Regions from separate parts of the Mus musculus genome. Here region 1 is linked to region 2. The links are chromatin loops, found by intact Hi-C in ENCODE. Cell type or tissue: left cerebral cortex. All regions are shown on one strand. Each heading gives the region's core, and the rest is flanking DNA. Links, peaks and the distances in the headings are about the cores only.

What was found. Hi-C counts contacts between places; a loop is a spot of excess contacts. Peaks named below come from ENCODE experiments on the same cell type or tissue, not always from the same donor. Only the 100,000 strongest peaks of a DNase experiment are listed, where the experiment ranks them.
Region 1: a loop joins it to region 2, with 3 times the contacts of the local background. A loop is called at or near these places in 3 of 42 quality-filtered maps.

What each region holds. Positions count from the first base shown.
Region 1 is chr10:110,465,973-110,474,352 of GRCm38, reverse strand. No RefSeq gene overlaps it. Among named protein-coding and RNA genes, the nearest start is that of 9230102K24Rik, 130 kb to the left of the region's middle. In left cerebral cortex, for the core only: no CTCF peak of the experiment used is centred there; DNase peaks (open chromatin) are centred at 4,720 and 5,524; H3K27ac peaks cover 1,092 bases.
Region 2 is chr10:110,559,937-110,568,316 of GRCm38, reverse strand. No RefSeq gene overlaps it. Among named protein-coding and RNA genes, the nearest start is that of 9230102K24Rik, 37 kb to the left of the region's middle. In left cerebral cortex, for the core only: no CTCF peak of the experiment used is centred there; DNase peaks (open chromatin) are centred at 602, 1,400, 4,599 and 5,006; H3K27ac peaks cover 1,269 bases.

The DNA of each region.
Region 1 (8,380 bases), core at 252-8,251, 94 kb after region 2:
GTTTCCATCCACATGTCACAGGCTGTATTGCGTAGTCCATATCCTTTTTAGATGACTCATCCTTACCAATCCCACTCTCTTCCTCTGGAGGAGCTCATGCTTAGGACTCCCACCAACTTCCAAGGAGAGAAAGACTTCCTTGTCTATAGTGAAACTAATCATGCTTCCTAAAAAAAAAAAAAACAAAAAGAATAAAAGAAACTATCTTATAGTAAACATGCCAATGTGGGTGGGGTGGGGGAGGAGTTTCCAGAGGCTCCATCACTAGATTAAGAGCTACAGGCAATTAGTGGTTACCAAGAAATGGAGATTCGGTCTTTTCCAGCAATGACCTCCTTGGTAGGTTATCCAATCCCAAGGTCAGCATGTGCATATGAGCAATACTAAATGGACTCAGCGGGTTGTATTTATAGATACCCTATTATTATTGCTACTATTACTATGATGATGATCAATACTACTATTAATAATAGAAGAAGTCATAATTTTGAGGGAGTAGGGGGGAACTGGAGGAGTTTTATTAAGTGGGTAGGAAGTGTGGAAATGATGTAAATTATATATATATAATATAATGTAAAAAAAAATATATATATATATAATTTACTGACAGAGTAAGATCCTAACAAGGACAGTAGGCTTCCTTTCCTGTGTGTGTGTTTATGTAAAATCCAAGTTCCTATTAGATATTTCCAATTCAGTATTTCACTTTGAGCACAGAGACATAATTTCTGAAATCAACTTCATTATCCATCGCTTTAAAGCAAGTCTTAGTTTAACTCTGATCTCAATGGCGTGAGTAGTGGTCTTATAACTTAGGCACAGATCTTTGCTTTTCTTGATTTTTATTTCATTTTGCTCTTAGTGTTAAGAAACATAACATTTAGGTTCAATTGAGTGTGCCTGAGAGAGGATCAAAGTTAATGTTTTATATTCCCATCATTTCTGAGCCTAATTAAAATGACATCTTTGGTGTTTTGGTGGGTTTTTGTTTGTTTGTTTAGTTGGTTTTTGTTGTTGTTGTTGTTGTTGTTATTGCTGCTGCTGTTCTTTGGTATAACAGTAATACCTACCCAACAAGCTCTGGACTGTAGGGATGAAGTCCTAATTGAATATGTATTGTTGATATGGCCACCAGCATCTCAAGAAACCCAATGCCTCAGACCCAATGGGGATGGCAAAGCCTTACCCTGCTCTGTGTGTTGACAGTGTTTACAGAAAGTATCAACCCTAGTTTCCTCCTCCCCTGTGTTTACAGGGAGACTGCTCCCTGTCAGAGCCCTCCCATTGATATGAGTTCAACCCCCTGCTTCCCTTCAGATATACACAATAAGTGTGCTGAGTTTCTGGACTGCCACCAGCACATCTCTATCAGAGCACATGACTCACTTGATGCTAGCCTTTCTGTTTGTATGTGTGTTCTTTCAGGTTTCTAGGACCCTGGTGCTAGATCTGTGGCAGAGGACAGTTTTCTATTTTCTTAACTTGTATGCAGCAGGACATGGCTTACTTAGAATTTACTTCTCCAACAGAGGTGCCAAGATTTGCCCTGGTACCACAAAGGAATTATCTACCACGGTTTTCTCTTAGAGATACAAGTGAGAGGATGTAATACAGAGAGGCCAGCGAAGACCGAGGAGAGGTTTTGTGTGTCAACTTGACACAAGCTGGAGTTATCACAGAGAGAGGAACCTCCCTTAAGGAAATGCCTCCATGAGATCCAACTGTAAGGCATTTTCTCAATTAGTGATCAAGGGTGGGAGGGCCCATTGTGGGTGGTGCGATCCCTGGGCTGGTAGTCTTGGGTTCTATAAGAAAGCAAGCTGAGCAAGCCAGGGGAAGCAAGCCATTAAGTAACTTACATCCCTTCATGGCCTCTGTATCAGCTCCCGCTTCCTGACCTGTTTGAGTTCCAGTCCTAACTTCCTTTGGTGATGAATAGCAATGTGGAAGTATAAGCTGAATAAACACCTTACTCCCCAATTTGTTTCTTGGTCATGATGTTATGTGTAGGAATAGAAACCCTGACTAAGCCATCTATGGGGAAGCTCTTTTCTTGGGTTGGTAAGCCTTTTCATGTGCAGCTAATTAGGGGAGGAGTGTCATGTTACCTAGGGTCTATAAGGAAGCCCAAATGAATTCACTGGTTCTCCCAGAGTGAATCTGGTGGGATAATGCCTCAGTTTGTTGTGGGGACCTCAGGGAAAGGGGTAGGTGCTATTTGGTCTTCCTCAGGGCAGGGATTTTAGCAGCACTGCCGATCAAGATGCTAACAAGGGCAGTTAGGAGCCTCTCCTGTCCATCTTCACCCATAAAGAAGGGAGATACTGAGATTTCCCTCCGTCCCTTGAACCCTTCCTCAGTAAGTAGGATGTGCACAGTTTGCTCTGGCATGTTCATTTCACACACAGCATGTTGCTTTTTTTAGTAAGTTTTCCTTTTAGGAGAACAGAACTTGCCTAAACAACTCCCAAAATAAGTGTGTGATGTCTCCAGGTTGTATTTTTCTAATTAGTGCTTTTGTACCCAGCCATTTTTTTCTTTCTAGTTCTAGATTCACTTGACTACTGCAAACAAAAATAACTTCAATTGAACTTTAAAGGTCTTTAATCGCTCAGACTCTGTTTATGACTCTAACTTCATCTTATTCTCCCAACATTAGCCCCTGCATTATTTTCATACTGTCCCAAGTATGGTAGATACATGAATGATCTTGTGACTTGGTAATAGTGGAGGTTCACACTCATAGGTGTTTGTTGGGGCCAGAGATGTTTGCATTTCTAATCAGCTTCCAGGTGATGTATTGCTGTTGGTCCTATAGACCACAGACTTTTGAGTCCCACAGGTCTATAAGATCTAGTTGAAAGGCCCTAACTGGTTTAATTTAATTCCACAGCCCCAGGAGTAGCATCTGGGAAGAGAGATGCAAAATTACCTTGGGTGCTTGTTGAAGGATATTTGATCACACTGTGAACCTTGTTATTATGTTAGTTACTGGAGAAACCAGTTTTTAATTGTGGTGTAGCTCAGCCTTAGCACACACCTTTAATCTGAGAGTTTTCTGCTTGAATATTGTAAGCAGAATTAAATACAGTGAGGGGGGGTCAAGGGGCGGAGCAAGCAACCAGCTGACAGGAAGTGGACATAGGATTAAGATAAAACCATAGAGAATAAGAGGGAGTCAGGAGGACGAATAGAGAGATGCACAGGAAGTAGAAGGGAGGGATATTTGGTTTGAAGGAGTTTTTTTTTTTTTTTTTTTTTTTTTTTTTTGAGACTGGTGAGAGACATCCCTAGTGGGATGCTGGCTGATGAGCAAGGTCAGCTGGGTGCTTTCTCTGCCTTTCTGTGCTAGTAGGCTTTCACCTCAGCATCTAGCTCCAGAGTCCTCATTGGTAAAATTGAATGATTGAGATTTTGTTAAAACAAAACAAAACACCAAACTAGCTGCTCTTAGAGCACAGTTATAAGCTGCCATGTAGGTGCTAGGAATTGAGCTCTTAACCACTGAGTCATCTCTTTAGCCCCAGAAGTATATATTCTTGAGCAGTATTATAAATTTAATTCTCTCATGCTATTGTCCCAGGTAAATGAGATATTTTTAGTACAGACAGAATCTCTGAAATTCTTTTCAGGTTTTTCCCATGCATTGTACATAGCAAGTCTACAATAAGTACATTTATTGATTATTTATTCTTAAGCAATTCATTCTATTTAGCATATCAAGAAAGAACCTCTAAGCTACCTTTACACTTATAGTTTGACAACAGAAACTATTTTTTAAAAAACATTACAAAATATTGTAAGAAGATTATTGTGCTAAAAAAATAATAAAGATGTTTGTGATATTATGGACCCTGATGGGCCTTATGAATCAGGTTAAGGAAAATATGTGTCATTGCTTTGTTTATAGTATTATGTTTCACATGTGTATGTGTGCTTAAATATGTGGGGCACAGGTGTGGGGTGTGTGCATATGTGTGGATATGTGTGCATATGCATGTACAGGTGGAGGTCCAAGGTTGACATCAGGTGTCATCCTCAACCTATCTCCCACCTTATGGATCAAGATGGGAGCTTACCATTTTTCTTTTTATGTATGTATGTATGTATGTATGTATGTATGTATGTATTTATTTTTATTAGATAATTTCTTTATATACATTTCAAATGCTATCCCGAAAGTTCCTATACCCTCCCCCGACCCTGCTCCCCTACCCACCCACTCGCACTTCTTGGCCCTGGCGTTCCCCTGTACTGGGGCATATAAAGTTACCAGTTTTAGCAATAGAGGTAATCTCTGAATGTTCCAGGGGTTCCCTGTCTCTGCCTCCCGAGGTCTGGAACTAAAGCTGAACCTCCATGTTTATCTGCCTTTATATGTGGATTCTGGGGATCCAAACTGTGGTCCTCACATCCCCATGGCAAGTGCTTTCCCTCGGAGACATTTTCGCAGCTATTGAGTATGGTATTCTGAAGTTGAAAAGATCATCATTGTTTATTACATTCATCATCATTACAGTCATTTTTAAACTGATGTTAAATGTGATCAATTGATATAGGTAGATGCTTGGACACAGACATGATCAGTTGATATAGGAAGAATCTTTTCTTGCCAAGGGTTCCTATTGCAGAGGCTTGAAGGATTCCAAAAGATAGATGGTCTACAGAAATACATTGCTATAAATGTGACTTGAGTTTGCAGCCGAGTTGGAAACCTCCCACGGACATCAGACTGTAACAGCCTGCTGGAAATTTTAGGGGAAGAAGGCATAAAATGCTCATAAATTTTGACTGCAGACTTCAGGTCTCAGATTTCAAATGAATGTATTGATCGGGTCATGCCTTTAAACCTTTGAAGAAGTCCTATGTGCCTGAATAAATTCTGTGGACGTGTATGTTTGAAAATGTGTGCTTTGCCTTCTGTAAAAGAAATGTGCCAATGCAATAACATTAACCCGTTCCTCATGAAGATCTCATTCTTTCCTAAGATCTTAGAGCCCAGGAAAGAAATTGGACAGGACACATGTCCTTCTTTCTAACTCCTTTTGTGTGAGATTATTTTTCAGTCTGTTATTATCTTTTTAAATGAATAGAATAGTCACTGGGCACTGTCCACTCAAATTCTACCTGGAGCATCAGAAATAAACATCTCTGAGATATTTATGGAGATAGTCATGCAATTGTCCTTCAAAGACTATAATCATTTGTCTTCAGCATCCCTAGATGCTGACATTCTAACTGGATCCTGCATACAAGAGTGGAGAAGGACTTACGTCAGTTTTGATTTTCGGGTTGATTAAGGATAACTGTTCTTAACACAAAACAAGCATAGTTGCTTAAAACTAAGGATGCTCTTTTTAGTAGGGATAAGGATAAAGATAAAGATAAGGCTAAGGACACGGCTAAGAATGAGGGTCATCTTTTTTAGTGAGACTCCTGATAAATCTGCACCTGCAATTTTCTTCCTAAGTGCTTATGACTTCAAGTTTATAAATTAGTGGGAAGACTTCCTAGTCTGCAAAACATCAAGGAGATAGACATTAGCATTTCACATCTGCTATCCTGTGACAGTTATTACAGGAGCTGAGATATGACTCTGCATCTTGTATCACGTGGTCTGGTCCCTATCCATCCCCACAGTACCTCAGATAGCAAAGCGTGGCTTGAGTCGATGTTTATGTACAAGAATTATTCAGTAACTAAAATGTCAGTGGCTTCAAGATGAAGTATCAGAAATTGTTGTGAAGAGGGTTGGAGTCCTAATTAAGTGAAATAATGTAGTCCTCATATATAGAAGATACCCAGGCATTTTTGTGTGTGTGTGTAGAAAATCAACACCCACACATATACACATTCGCACACACATATACTTCTAATTTATGTGCCTATAATGAAGAGGTTTAACGGATACTTTTAATGAAGAGCATATAGATCAGAAAAGTGCTTGTTCTCATCAGCCACGTGAACTTGACCATGATAAGTACATTTTAATAAGTTAGGAAAGCTTTCAGCAAAAGCTGACATGGTATAGGGTCAAATCTATACCTCATTAAGTAGGTAGCTGGAGAAGTTTGTGGCATCATATAGTGACAAATAGCTCTGGGTTGGATGAGCCTCTGGGATAGAGATTTTTTGTGATGGTTATAACCATCTACTTTTCATGTGGATGGTACCTGCTGCTTTCTACATACTCTGTTGACTTTTCTATGTTTGACTTGTAGGCAGCTACGTTTGGTTAGTAAGCAAGCCAATAAGGTGCTCCGTGCTTCTATTTTAGTTCCTAAAGTCACCGTACCAAAAACATTAGAAGAAACTTAAGACACGCTAGAGGTAGAAAACAAACAGCAAACAAACATAACCACGTCTTTGGTAAGAAAAGCACACTTCTGCACTCTTGCTTGATGGAATAGAAATCCACTGGTACCGACTTTGCCCAGTACAAGTGTATGGGATGTTCCCTTTTCTCTTTGTTCTATGTAGCAGGCAGCATAGGATTTGAGATGTTGAATACATACAGATAAATACATACAGGTTGTATTTAGGAAAGATTAGCTGTGCAAAGCCCTTCTGAATTGAGAAGACAAACTCACGTTTTTCTGATATCGTTATGTATTCATGTAGACTTTCTATGAGCCAGATCACTGAATGGCTTTTAGGATTTGTGCTCTGATCAGAGGGCCAAAGATTGCCACAAGGTTACACCATGTAACAGACCTTGTTGGGGAGATTTGGGGGGGGGGAGGCACACAAATGTTGCCTCTGAGCAAGAATGGAGGAGAAAGAGAGCAGACTGCAAAGCCACAGGCTTTATAAAGGAATATAGTACATGCACGTGGGCAGCATTTGGTGGCTGGTGATGATGTGGCCAACGATGCTGAGGTGGAGTGGGGAGGGCACCTGGTTCTGGAATGCAGGTGATTCTGGTTTTACAACAGTGACAGGAATGGCTTGTCATTCCTGTCTCCTACTCACTTAATGCCCAGTTGAAATATATGTCCTGTGCTCATGTATAAGGACAATGTGATGTGTAATTTCTCCCCCTACATATTGAGTTTTTCAAAGAGATGTTCCCCTATCTGATGTTTTATTCCTGAAAAAAATAAAGTGCTTTCTTCTCTTGGCTTCCCAGTGAGTACCTCTTGAATCTTGATTTGCACTGTCAGTGTGTGGCAAGAGCAATGAACTTTCTCTCACTTTATCTCTTTTCTTTACACTTGGGCATATTAAAAGCAAATCACTCTCTGCTCTGTCTTGTTTTCCTGGTAATTCTTTTGTTTTCCCTAGAAGAGAAGAATCCTAGGTAAATAAAAGTTGACCAATGTGCAGAAATAAATATCTTTTCACTATTAGATTAAGATTATTAAGAATAACAGGTTTGAAGAAATGGAATATATTCAGATTATTTAAATTCTATTTTATTGGTTGCTTGAGGAAATGTGTCTAGGATGGATTATAGCTATAAATGTGAAGCAGGTGCTAGCTTTCTTGTGTCTCGTGATCCAGGTCTGATATCCAGCATGAGATACTATTGGGGTTTTTAAGGCCATAGCATGAATTGACGTGATCAACATTTAACATAAAGGAGATTGCTATGAAAAAAAAAAGTCATGAAAAGAATAGGTAAAGGTGTATTAATGGTGCAAAAGTACATAAGAACCTAGACGACCTATGCTTTCAAAGGGTGTGCACCATTGTCTCAATCTCCCGGAGAAAATCATACTGTTATTATTTCAAAATACAGAAAAATACTCAGCAGTGGTACTCTTTTAGGAAGGCTCACATGATAAGCTCACTGAACTGCCGCTTACAGCTCTTAAACCTGTCCTAGAAGACTCTCAGTGTTGCTGTTCTGGTCACCAACAGTGATGACGTCATCAAAACCTCAGGAGGGAGGGAAGCGTAATTCTGAGTGCTGGCTGGATGAACAAAGTTATTCAAGAGCCACAGCTGGCTTGTCTTTCACATCTTTCTCTAGGATGCCAAGGTTATCAACAAGGGGAGTGGGAACCGGGAATCAATTTTCAGATATTTACAAGGTCGTGGTGGTCTAAGATAGCAAGGCTGCAGTACTTGGCAGGAAAAGACCCATGTTTAGCATCTCTAATGGCATCAGTCATGCTCCAAGAAAGGAATAGGAGCTAACCTGCTAGTGGTCACACTTTAAAACTTCTCTTCCATTATACCTGTGGGAAACTTATTTTGCAGCAATTTTATTATTTTTTTCTCTTTTTAAGATAGGGTCTGGATGGAGCAAAAGGTCCCCAATGAAGGAGCCAGAGAAAGTACCCAGGGAGCTGAAGGGGTCTGAAGCCCCATAGGAGGAACATCAATATGAACTAACCAGTACCCCCAGAGTTCCTTGGAACTATACCACCAATCA
Region 2 (8,380 bases), core at 303-8,302:
GGAAGGACTACAGTGAAACAGTTTTCTGGACATGATAAGATTGCTGAATTTGTGAACTCAGGAGCTGTGGTTGTCTGCACAAGATCAAGCCGAATCAACTTTCCAGCAAGCAGGGAGAAGTGGCTCACAAGCTCTGCCCCTTGAAGAGGAGCTACTGACAGTTGATGGCTGCTAGGAGAATAAGAGTCAATTTTTTTTAAAGGGGCATGGTCCTTGGTAGATCGTCCATGTTCCAGTAGATGGCTCTAGGGTCAGCAAGAGTTGCATTCAGTGGATCATAATAAACAAAGGACTTGAAGCTGTGAGGGAGAAATGAAGGCTGGATGGGGCTGAATCTGTGAGGAGTTAGGGGGAGGAGTGTTGTGTTGTGGTGGGGAGTCCGATAAAAATATTTGCATGTGAGGTTCTTAGAGAATTGATTACATATATGTGTAACGGTAGACTCCTTTTCCAAGAGTATTCGGACTCAATGGGTTTCCAAGATACTTCCCCACCTGGGGATCCATCCCATATACAGACACCAAACCCAGATGCTGTTGTGGATGCCAGGAAGTGCTTGCTGACAGGAGCAGGATATGTCTGTCTCCTGAGAGGCTCTGCCAGAGCCTGACAAATTCAGAGACAGATGCTTGCAGCCAAGCATTGGAGAGCACAGGATCCCTGATAGAAGAACTGGGGAAGGGACTGAAGGAGCTGAGGGGGTTTGCAGCCCTGTGGAGGGAGCAAAAGTGTCAACAAGCCAGACCTTCAGGAGCTCCCGGGGACTGGACCATCAACCAAAGAGTACAGTTGGAGGGACCCATGGCTCTGGATGCATATGTGGCAGAGGATGGCCTTGTTGGACATCAGTGGGAGAAGAGGCCCTTGAACCTGAGGGTGTTCGACACCCCAGGGGAATGCCAAGGTGGGAAGAGGGGGAGTGGCTGGGTGGGTGGAGGAGCGCCCTCATAGAAGCAGGAGGAGAGGGAGATATGATAAGGGGTTTCCGAAGGGTAGATCTGGAAAGGGGAAAATATTTGCTATGTAAATAAGGAAAATATCCAATAAAAAAGCCAATAAATAAATAAATAAATAAATAAATAAAAAAGAAACACAAGACAAAAAAAAGGAAGGAAATTCAAAATCAATATTGGATGAGTAAGGGGAATCAAGATGAAGAACACAGACCTAGGAGAAACTGCAAGAAGGAGATGAATATGATCGAAATGCATTGCATGATGTTTTCCCAAGAATTAATAAAGGATTATGTAAAAGGAAAGGAAAAAGCTTGTTTTTCCCCCCTGCTTTTAAAAACGTCCTTATTTCCCGAAGCGGTCTGTCTGGGAGTGGGAGGGTCTGAGCTTGAAGCATTTCAAGGAGCCAGAACTCCGTGCTCTATTTTGCCGCCTTCAGATTATTGGTATGTGAGACCTGGACTACAGGACAGTCGCCATAGGAACACTGTGGCCTGGTGCCATCTTGCTTGACTTAGAGGATGGACAAGAGAAAAGGACTTTCCTAGGTCAGGAAGACAAATCTCTCCCAGCAGAGTCTGAGAGTTTCCTTTGAGACTTGTTGGCAAGAATAAGGTAGTATAGTCCTTCCACTCCCGAACCCCTACAGAGCATATTGGCAATCACGAAAACATGATTGGCAAAGCATAGAATTGCTACCATGGGAAAGACAGTGCAGGAGCCAGCACCAGAGGCCCAGCATGCTGACCCACCCCTCCCCACTCCTCCCTCCCCCCAGCACCACCATTTTGCTATCATGAAAGCACATTAGCGAGCTGCCCTGTGCTTATATTTGCCAATTTTCCAGGCCATGGCTTCTGTGATATCTCTCTCAGTCTTGTGTGAGTCAGCAGTGGGGGTCTTTAGAATGTGGGTCTCCCTTTGTCCGTTGATCCGGTCAGGAATCCTCATGATTACAGTCACTCAGAGAGGCAGGTGTCCCTGCATTCTCCTTTGCTGTGTCATACCATGTCACATATGATCAACAACCTTTGTATTCCGTGTTTTCTTTGTTGCTTTTAAGTTTTAAGCCTAAGAGGACCTAGGCTTATAATAGGCCTTTGGCATCTTTCTGTCCCCTATGGCTGCTTCTTCTGTGTATAAGATTAAAGTGAAAGATAATCCCCTTTTATCTCCTCTAGTTTCTGGAACCACAAGCCTCTGCTGGGAATGGTTAGTGATATGGAGTGTGTTTTCTTCTTCACTGTTAAACATTCTTGTGGCTTTTCTACCTTTTCCAGGAATGTTTAGTCATATACACACATATATGTGGGTAAGACATTTTCCAGAATTGATTTTTCATTATGGAAGTTCATTTTCAAAAACATCTGTCACCATTGTTAAAGCATTATTTTAATGTGTTTATTAAAAAGCAATTTTTTTTAATAAAGGAGGCAGAGCTTGTTAAAACTATAGACTTGATTTTTGTTTGTTTGTGTGTTTGTGTGTGAGTCATCTTTCCTGTGTAAGTCATCTTTCCCCCACCTCCTTACCCCAACTCAGTACCACCTACAAAACCAAAAAGCCTAGCTCCAGCCCCATAGCTCTGGAAAGCTGTTTGTATATGAGCTACCTTTCCTGGTAAGTACAGTTACCACCCACATCAAAGACACCTCTATTTACAGCTGATGGAGACCATCACAGAAAACCACAACTGAACACAGATTAACAGACAGTGGGCAGAGCAGCCACAGTGAATCAGATATCTTCAGTTCAGGTAACACAGAGGAATGGGAAGTTGAAACATTGTAAAAGCCAGAATACCAGGACTTCTGTAGTGAAATGGTCTCTTCGAGAAATGGCTGTAGAAAAAGGATCAGAAAAATGGCAGTTTAATGCAGACAGAGGAGAATTTCACAAGATCATGACCCTAGACAGAGAATTCCCTTTTTGGTTGTCCCAATCCTAAATTGTGAGCCCCCAAACCATAAATACACACACACACACACACACACAAACTCAGCAGGTTATGTATATGTATTTGCACATACATATATGCATGTATTTGCACACGTACATATATGCATTTATATCAGTGAAAAAGAAGCAATCAGCTTGAGAGTTGGTAGGTGAACATAAGAAGGGTTGGAGAGCATGCTTGAGGGGCTGGAGGGAAGAAAGGGAGAGATTCAGTGACGTAATGCAGGCTCAGCAACCACAAAGCCAGGAGAGGGTGTCAGATCTCTAAGAAGTGAACTTAGGACAATTGTGATCTGCCACGTGGGTGTTGGGAACGGAACCTGGGGCTTCTAATAGGGCAGCAAATGCTCTAAATGAACGAGCCATCTGTATAGCACCGCCCCCAAAGAGCTTGAAATTGAGTTTGTATAACGGATTTCTTCAGACACATAACGAAGTAATAAGAAAAAGATGTTTCTTATTACTCATTTATCAAGAGGTATGAAAGCATCTATTTAGCCTTTCTTTACATACATAACCTTTGAAATGTTGAAAAAAAATGAGTAAACTAGCAAGCTCTTCACATTCAGGGCATCAAGTAATATTTGCTGGTCAGTATTTTACCACCACAGTAATTTATTTTTCTAGACCATAGCGTGAAATATTTGGACAATCCTTAAAGAAAAATGAAATCAAAATGAAAATATCTGTTTTGAAATTAGGCAACTCATTCTTTTATATTATAGATCTTTTCTTTGTTATTTTAATTATCCCTTCTTATGCCATCATTGGACTAGCAAATTGCTGTTGTTGAAGAGAAACACGTGCCTCTAGTATTAGCCATTTAAATTGCCCTTTATGAAAAAAAATAAAAATGAAGACTTTTGATATGAGGAGACTGCTTGTATCTACTACTCCACTTTGAGCAAAAAAAAATATAAAAGACTTTCTTTTTGACACAGGTTATCTCTGTATATCCTTGGTTGTCCTGGAACTTGCTCTATAGACCAGGCTAGCCTCAGACTCACAGAGATCCTCCTTCCTCTGCTTCCCGACTGCTGGACTTAAACTGTGCATCACCACTGCCCAGATTGTAAAAGACTTTCATCATATCATCATCATCACCACTACCATCAGTTTTCATCCTGAGTGTAGTTTCCCCTCCCTCCTCTTCTCCCAGTTTCTAACCCCCACCTCCCCTCCCAATAAAACTCTCCTCCATTTCTTTTCAGAAAAGGGCAGGCCTCCCATGGATAGCAACCAAATATGGCATATCAAGTTGCAGCAACACTAGTCACCTCCCCTTCTATTAAGGATGGAGGAGGCAACCCAGAATGAAGAAAAGGGTCCCAAAACCTGGCAAAAGAGTCCTCTTCCCATTGTTAGGAATTGCACAAGAAGATCAAGCTTACCAATGGTAGCATAAAAGACTTTCTTAAAAAGGAAGAATGTACTCTGAATCGTTTTGTGCTGAGTCTTTATAAGGAAATGTAAATGAAGATAGAAATACTACATCTCATTGACACACACACACACACACACACACACACACACAACTTTTGCTTAATTCTCTTGAAAACCTCATACCCCCAGATAATCACTGAGCTTAGAAAAGTTGCTGAGATCCTGATTGAGAAGGCAGACTCAGAGTAGAGAAGTGCAAAATAACAGCCCATATGCTAAGCCACATGCATTATAAGGCTCAATACTTCTGAAAGAAGCTTTCAAAGGCAAGAGAGAACTCCAAATCTGGAGCCCACAGAGACATCTGGTGCCTTAGAACTTCCCATTTTTCTTTGGCAGATATTTTAGCTAATTTTACCACCTTGGTCAGATGTGTGATTCCTTTTAAAGCTTATTCTAATTTTAACATAGTCTCCTGGTTTCACTCTCTACTGTCAGGACCAAACTTTTAATGGCAACAGTAGGTCATTTAGCAATTTCTTAGAAGGACAAAGTAAGGCTGGACCATGTAATTAATATAGTGGGCACACGATCTGATTTTTAAAGATTTGATGCAATTCTCCAACTTTGCCTTCTAACAAATGCACGTGGGAAAAATAATGGTTGAATCAATATGTAGAAAAACCCTTGAATCTCAGTCATTGCTCATTATGACTGTGCAGGAGCTAACTCTGCCAAGACTGCTTTGAGAGGTCTCACCATTGTACTGCGGACTCCTAACAAACCAAACTCTAGGGCTAGGCCTGTGCCTATGTCAGAGTGTGAATTCACATATACCTGATGTGGATGGTTAAGTAGGACCCGGAATTGAGGAATCACTATGACAAATGTGCCAAGATAGGCATATAAGGATTACGGAGTAGCAAGAAGGACTCACTTGAAGATGAAGAGTGTGAATGTTCAGCTGTATTTGCGACACTTGGAGTTCAGTGGTGTTCATCCTAGAACTGAAAAGAAGTACCTTACCCACCTTCCTCAAATGATAGATTAGGAGAAATGACCATTGTAATAAACTCCCTGAGTCTTCATAATGAACAACATAGTGATTCTAACTTCTATTCTAGATATACGTACATACATACGTGTACACACACACACACACACACACACACACACACACACACACACCAGATCAAATATTCCAATGCATGGAAAACTTGGAAATAACCCAATTTTTGTTTTTATTCATGACTTCCATTTTCTTCTATTTTGTTTCATCACATCAGAAAAGATCCAAGTGTTTCATCAGAGCATCTTTTTAAAAACGACAATACATTTCTTAGACTATGGAGTCATGTGCTATCAAATTAAGAGAGAACAGAGAATGTGAAAATTGTAGTTCACCCATCCATCTGATCAAAAGCTAGATGATCTCCTCCTGCTTGTACTATCTGCCTCTGGACTGATGATGAGTCCCTAGGCAGGTTTACTCTGGCACCTCTCTAAGTTCAGCTCTCCATAAAATATTTCCCTGAGAATACTTCAAGAAATATAATGCAGAATTAGAAGCCCCATCATGGTGATCACCACTCACTGTCAAAGCCACTTGCCCAACTGCAGTACCACTCAGTGCCATTTCATCCACTGCTTTCCTTTGCCTCTCATAGAGTTAGAGATAGTATTAGCCTTCTTGTCTAAATAGTACAGAATCTAAAGCTCTGAGGGGTTGTTAAGATGAAATAAGCTTTTCTGTATATGATCTACATACACCTAGGCCCCAAGGAGTAACTTTTAAAGACGAATGTTGGTAATTACTCAAAAACTAAAATGCATTCAAGATGAACTGGCCTGAAAGAAATATTTCATTGAGTAAATTGTAGCTCATGCAAAGAAGTATTTCATGCCGTTGGCCGGCAGTTGTTACCTTCTAATGATGTCTCTAGAGACATATTCAATCTGATGTAGAACTGACAAGTGATTCATTTGTCCACATTGTTCAGAAAAAAAATGAGTCAAAATACATATTGAATAATACAGGTATCAACTTACACTTATAAGCATTAATGGCTTTTGACTCAAAGCCTAACTAAATTATGCTACATTTGTAGAATGTCTTCTAGTCATTCCCAGGTTGGTAAATGGAGCTCGAATTAAAATGATGAGAACTATATTTGGAAGACATGGTGGTTTTACACCATGGGTTTGGGCTGCTAAAACTTCTATACCGGTGATTGTAACTACATCTATTCCAGCCTTTCCTATTAGCAATCAAACACAACAGGGTGGCTGTTGCTAAGATTATATCTCATGATACCAAAAGATGAGGCAAATGCAGCTATAAATTATTTTTAAAATAAAGTAGATTAAGGAATTATTGATCCCTCTTTTCTCATATTGTCTAGCATAACTGATCTTTTGGCATGTGGCCTATCCTATTCCCTAAAATGATTTAGGCTCTGGGTTGCATTGAGTAACACAGTGATGGTAATCAATGCTACTTTAAGATATGAATCAGAGACTCCTTTGAAGTAACAATTGTTAATGTAGAAGGATTCAGAGCTGGGCAAGATGCTTAACAATTTTATCCCTGGAGCTGGCTCTGCAGCACTTGCCAGTGCTGTGAAAGCTAGTCATCAGGGAGGAGCTTCTTAGTTTTTACCAACTGGATTCTTTTTTATGTGGCCAGAGTGTGTGTAGTTTTCAGCAATAGAGTGCTACCATCAAGGTCTGGGGAGGAATTTAGAGCACTGGTTACAAGCCTGGATTGTTTTGGAGGACTTTAGGACACCTTGATCAACAACCAGAGGGAAGGAGGTCATAACTAGTACTGGAAACTCGTGGTCTCTTGGAGCATCATTATCCCCCACATGGAAAAACTTCAATTATGCTGTCTTATATAAATATATATATATATATACATATACATACACACACACACACACACACACACACACACACACACACACATATATATATATATGTATGTGTACTTTAGAAAGCAGTAGGTTTTCATAAGGCTTTTCAAACATCCTTAGTGCTAGTAGATTGCTTCTAGGAAAGGGACAGTCAGTTATTTTTAAGGGGTGACCCCTGGTAGGTTGACCATGCCCCAGCTGATAGCTTCATTCCCACGAGTATAAGGGTAGCACAAATTGAGCCCAGTAGGTTATAAATAAAAATAAATAAGACACAAATTTGGAAGGAGGTAATGGGTGCATCTGGCAGAAGTTAGAGGGAGTTGAAGAGTGCATATGATCAAAATACAACATATCAAATTCTCAAAGAATTAATAAAAATGTTATATTAAAATAATGTAAAAAGGTGTGTATGTTATTCTTATAAAGTAAAATTATTAGACAATATGGAAGCCTGAGCAATATCACTTTAACTTGAAAAGTTATTAGTTATTATTTCTGGGTAATGAGATTGTTTGATGTAACAAATAATATTAAAGACCTCAGAGGATATAAATGTTCTTAAATGGGAGATTGTAATACAAGTAAACTTTATAATTTTCTGACTGATGTCACAGAGAGAAATAAAAAAGAGAGAATCACAAACAGAAAATATAAAATAATACTGTGGAATTATTTTAAATGACATCGAGTGTTAAAATGTTATTATCATTTATAAATGACAAAGTTCCTCTTCTCTAACGTGACAATTGAGTTGGTATTTTATGTTTAACAGGAAATAGAACTATCCCAAACACAGAATATGTCTTAGAGTATTATTGCTGTGACGATACACCATGACTCTTCAAAAGCAAACTTATGGTGGGGGGGGGGCTGACTTACAGTTTCAGAGGTTCAGTCCATTATCATCATGGTGGGATATATGGCATCCTACAGACAGACTTGGTGCTGAGAGCCAAGAGTTCTACATCTTGATCTAAAGGCAGGTAGAAAAGACTGTCTTATGCAGATAGCCAGGAAAGGGTCTCTTCCATTTAGGCAAAGTTTGAGCACTAGGAGACTTTAAAGCCCACCCCCACAGTGACACATCTACTCCAACAAAGCCATACCTCCTAATTGTACCAGTCCCCATGGGCCAAGCATTCACACATGTGAGACTATGGAGGCCAA